Regions from separate parts of the Homo sapiens genome. Here region 1 is linked to region 2. Evidence: read pairs that join two places in POLR2A ChIA-PET (ENCODE). Cell type or tissue: B cell. All regions are shown on one strand.

What was found. ChIA-PET counts read pairs that join two places held together with the same protein. Peaks named below come from ENCODE experiments on the same cell type or tissue, not always from the same donor. Only the 100,000 strongest peaks of a DNase experiment are listed, where the experiment ranks them.
Region 1: POLR2A ChIA-PET joins it to region 2 with 9 read pairs; 2 of 35 experiments call an interaction of 5 or more read pairs at or near these places.

Annotation. Positions count from the first base shown.
Region 1 is chr10:97,364,659-97,367,158 of GRCh38, reverse strand. RRP12 (ribosomal RNA processing 12 homolog) reads left to right here. Exons shown (of 34, transcript NM_015179.4): 26 at 27-118; 27 at 250-417; 28 at 538-713; 29 at 926-1,051. Among named protein-coding and RNA genes, the nearest start is that of FRAT2, 31 kb to the right of the region's middle. In B cell, no CTCF peak of the experiment used is centred here; DNase peaks (open chromatin) are centred at 305, 1,308 and 2,058; H3K4me3 peaks cover 1,529 bases; H3K27ac peaks cover 1,949 bases.
Region 2 is chr10:96,634,055-96,636,554 of GRCh38, reverse strand. All of the region lies in intron 8 of PIK3AP1 (phosphoinositide-3-kinase adaptor protein 1), which reads left to right. Among named protein-coding and RNA genes, the nearest start is that of TM9SF3, 48 kb to the right of the region's middle. In B cell, no CTCF peak of the experiment used is centred here; no DNase peak of the experiment used is centred here; H3K27ac peaks cover 162 bases.

The sequences.
Region 1 (2,500 bases), 730 kb before region 2:
TGAAAGCCTGGTGCTCTGTCCGGCAGATGGAAGCCATTGGGAAGCTTTCAGATGACATGCGGCGGCACTTCCGCATGAAGCTTCGGAACCTGTTCACCAAGTTCATCCGCAAGTTTGGGTCTGTGCACTGAGCAGGGGCGGGGGTAGGGCAAGCGAGGGGCCGAGGATTTCCAGTCCTACCAGGGACACTACATCTGGGTCGTGCTGTCTGGCCAGTGCCTCTCACCAGCCCTTCCTTGCCACCTCCAGATTTGAGCTGGTGAAAAGGCTGTTGCCCGAGGAGTACCACAGAGTCCTGGTCAACATCCGGAAAGCTGAGGCCCGGGCCAAGAGGCACCGAGCCCTGAGCCAGGCTGCCGTGGAGGAGGAAGAAGAGGAGGAGGAGGAGGAGGAGCCCGCCCAGGGCAAAGGTGACAGGTGAGACCATGTTAGGGCCATGGGACCCGGTGTCCCCCCAACCCAAGGGCCTGCCCAGGCAATACCCGCTGACCCCCGCCTCTCCTGGGAGCACTCTGACTGGGGGCTTTTTGTCCTTAGCATTGAGGAGATTTTAGCTGACTCAGAGGACGAGGAGGACAATGAGGAGGAGGAAAGAAGCCGAGGCAAGGAGCAGCGGAAGCTGGCACGACAGAGGAGCCGGGCATGGCTGAAAGAGGGCGGTGGGGACGAGCCCCTCAACTTCCTGGATCCCAAGGTGGCCCAACGAGTCCTGGGTAAGCACAGGGCTGGCCAGTGCACTCAGAAAACAGACTTGCCATGGTGCCAGGTTCTCAGGTGGTGGGTAGGGGGTGGCATCCATGGCAGGCCCATGGACAGGGCTGAGAGGCGCCCGTTTGGGATCCCTGAGCCGGGCTTGTTGGTCATGATGAGGGTGAGTAGCATGGGACTGGCCTTCCACCTCCTCATGCCAAACTCTACACCCCAGCCACGCAGCCAGGGCCAGGCCGGGGCAGGAAGAAGGACCACGGCTTCAAGGTGAGCGCCGATGGCCGGCTGATCATAAGGGAGGAGGCAGACGGCAACAAGATGGAGGAAGAGGAAGGTGCCAAAGGTGGGCCCAACGCGCTTGTCCATTCATTCACCGTGTTCACTTATTCCTTCGGTGATCACTTGCTGAGGAAGCGTGGCTAAAAACAGACCAGAGAAACTCTTCTCTCGGCAGCTTCCTCAAACTTTTTGAGTTTCTCAAACTTTTTTTGAGAAACATTAAGAAATCTTTTTATGTTGTAACCGAGCCATTTATACAATACATATTTAACTTAAAGGAAACTATCGGAAATGGTACTTCCCCTTACTGTGTGTGATACGCTGTTAGTCTCTTCTGTTTTTCTCCTCCTCCTCCCCCTCCTCTTCCTTTCTCCTTTTCTTCCTTCCTCTTTTTTTTTTTTTTTTAATGCAAACTTGGCTAAGGCCCTGAAGATGATTTAGAGGCAGAAAGAGCCAGAGGCTGAAACCCTCCCAACTTCCCAATCCCAATGTCTCACATTGCCCGGGAGTCCCTCCGGTGTGGCATCTCGGAGCTCTCTTTAGTCTTTCCTGGCCCCTCTCCACATATCCAGCCATTAGCTAAGAAACACTTAGGTCTTCGCCAGGCGTGGTGGCTCACGCCTGTAATCCTAGCACTTTGGGAGGCCAAGGCGCGCAGATCAGGAGGTCAGGAGATCAAGACCATTCTGGCTAACACGGTTAAAACCCATCTCTACTGAAAACACAAAAAATTAGCTGGGCGTGGTCGCGGGCGCCTGTAGTCCCAGCTACTCGGGAGGCTGAGGCAGGAGAATGGCGTGGACCCAGGAGGCAGAGCTTGCAGTGAGCCAAGATTGTGCCACTGCTCTCCAGCCTGGGTGACAGAGCGAAACTCTGTCTCAAAAAAAAAAAAAAAAAAACACCTAGGTCTTCAAGAACACACCTGTCATCCCTTTGTTTGGTTCCCAGTGCTGCGAGCTCTGGGCCCTTGTCTCACTGCACCTCCTAACTGGAGCCTCACTGCTCCACATGCACCCAACTCACCAGCCACACGACTGCAGCCGCTCGGTCAGCCTCTCCTTAGCTCCGTTTCCTTGCTTCAGAGTGGATATCATACAATCCTAATACCCACTTTTCCGGGTTGGAATGAAGATGAATCGGTGTAATGGGGACAGCGTATGTACTTGGTGTACATGTGCCTGTTATATTTCCGTGTCTAGTGTCTTCTCTGCTCCTCTCTCGCCCCTGTATACTTTCCCATCTCCTGTCCCCCTTGGTGCCCAGGCATTCCTGAGGCTGTCAGGACCCCTCCCCTCTCTCTCTGCCTTTCCAAACCCCCCTGCTCTTCAGGATTCAGCTCAAAGCTCCTTTTGTAGCCCTTCCTGGGCACCTCAGCCTTTAGGCCTGATTCCCCCAGAACTCCTGCCAAGCCCAGAGGAAACCCAGTCTTCAGCCCTTGGTCATGTGCTTTCTTTGGAGATAGAGTCTCGCTCTGTCACTCAGGCTGGAGTGCAGTGGCTCGATCTCGACTCAC
Region 2 (2,500 bases):
CCCTCCCAAAATGCTCTTTGTCTAGAAACAGACTCCCTTCACTTAACAGAGTTTTCTGTGTAGTTCACTGTATGCCCGGGTTATGTGTACATGTGGGGTTGTCATATTTAGAGCCTGAGAGGGTTTTATCACTCATTAACTCCAGGTAACCAGGTACCTTTTAAAAAAGTGTTATTACAAAGATAATATGTGCTACTACCAGGACTTAGTGCCTAATTAGGTATGGAAAAGAGCATTTTAAAAATAATTTCACATGCCAAGGCCAGTTGGCCAGTATTTTTTTCTTTTATAATTTTTTTTAATTTTTGTATTATTTTATTTATTTATTTATTTTTTCTGAGACGGAGTCTTGCTCTGTCACCCAGACTAGAGTGCAGTGGCACAATCTTGGCTCACTGCAACCTCTGCCTCCCGGGTTCAAGCAGTTTTCCTGCCTATCCTCTCTTTAGCTGAGATTACTGGTGCACGCCACCACGCCTGGCTAATTTTGTTGTTGTTGTTGTTTGTTTTTAGTAGAGACGGGGTTTTACCATGTTGGCCAGGCTGGTCTCAAACTCCTGACCTCATGATCCACCCCCCTCGGCCTCCCAAAGTGCTGGGATTACAGGCGTGAGCCACCGTGCCCGGCCTAGTTTTCTTTTTCTTTTTTTGAGATGGAGTCTCGCTCTGTTGCCCAGGCTGGAGTGCCGTCGTGCAATCTCAGCTCACTGCAACCTCTGTCTCCTGGGTTCAAGCAATTCTCCTGCCTCAGCCTCCCAAGTGGCTGGGACCACAGGCGCCCACCACCACACCCAGCTAATTTTTGTATTTTTAGTAGAAATGGGGTTTTGCCATGTTGGCCAGGCTAGTCTTGAACTCCTGACGTCAGGTGATCCTCCTGTCTTGGCCTCCCAAAGTGCTGGGATTACAGACATGAGTCAGCGCACCTGTAATAAATACTGGCCCCAGTTGGCCAGTATTGAGTGCCTGGGTGCTGTGTTGAAAAGGACAGAAAGAATGCTATGATTGGTAGTGATGTTTGCCACGAAAATGGAATAGGGGCACGGAGGCCCATGTATGGCATCTGCTGTTCCTGGTCTACAAAGATATTTATGTTCAACTAAAGATTTTTAAAAATCATTTTCTTTATAATATAAATGGAAAAATCATTTTTGGGTAACTTCTTTTAAGGCAGTGCACATCTAGAGACTCAATAATGTCTATATCAGAACAAGGCTACCCAGTTTGTGTGTAAACATGATGGACTCACTTGAGTGTGCCCTAATTTCTGTCCTCTCTTTCCTTCACTGGCCCAGTATGGGAAGGAAATTCATGGCAAGCTGACTGTGCCTGATGCTTGGGTCCCTCTTGGGAGGCAGAATAATGCCCCTGAATCTGTATGTATGCTAGGTTACATGGCAAAGGAGAATTAAGATTACAGATGGAATCAAGGTTGCTAATCAGCTGACTTCAAGATATGGAGAAAATCCTGGATCACCTTGGTGAGCCCAATATAATCAAAAAGGTCCTTAAAAGTGGAAGAGGGCGTCAGAAAACAGACCAGAGAGACGGCATCAGTGGGAGGACTCAGTTCAGCTAAGCTTTCTGCCCAATATTGCTAGGCTTGAAGATGGCAGAAGACGGCCTAGTGCTAAGGAGTGCAGGTGGCCTCTAGAGTCTGGAAAGGACAAGGAGACAGATCCTCCTCTATAGCTTCCAGAAAGGAATGCAGCCCTGACAAAACCTTGACTTTGACCCAGTGAGACCTATTTCAGACTTCTGAGCCACAGAACTCTAAGATAACAAATTTAAGTTGTTTTAAATGGTAATTTGTCATAGCAGCCACAGAAAACTAATATACCAACTAAGTTGCCTCAATATAATAATAATGATACCCATGAAAATGTAGTGCCTGGCACTGTTAGTAAGCATTTTGTAAGCATTGTCTCCTGTGGCCCCAATGATCATCATATGAGGTAGGTACTGTTACTTATCCTCACTTTACAGATGGAGATATAGAAACTTAGTGATGTCAAGTGACTTGCCCAAGGACACAGAGCTAGTAAGAGTCAGAGCCAGGGCTCGGACCCAGGTCTCCAAGATATCAAAGTCCATGCTTCTGATCGTGATGCCGACCTGCACTGGTTGCTCAGTGGCCATCACCTGGGTCTCTATTAATTGCCTGGTTTCAGCTGCTGCCTTTCTCTGACTTAAGTTTGTTCCCTGCATGCAGTCTGTTCAATTGACTCTAGCCCTTGTCCGTACCTTTACTCCTGACTTCGGGTCTTCCCCTGTGTCTGGAGACCACCCCCTCTCTCCTCCCTGCACCTTTGCCCCCATCATGTTCTTCCAGCCGTGCCTCGGATCGTCTGGCTTTAGGCTCTGTCCTGAAGGTTGGCCTCTCGCTATGGTCCTGGTGGCACGGAGTGGTGCCAGCAGGGGTGAAAGAGCTGTTGGAATTGCCCCTTGGTGTTCACTTTTGGGCCACCAATAAAGAGTGTGATAGGTGTCAGGGAAGTGT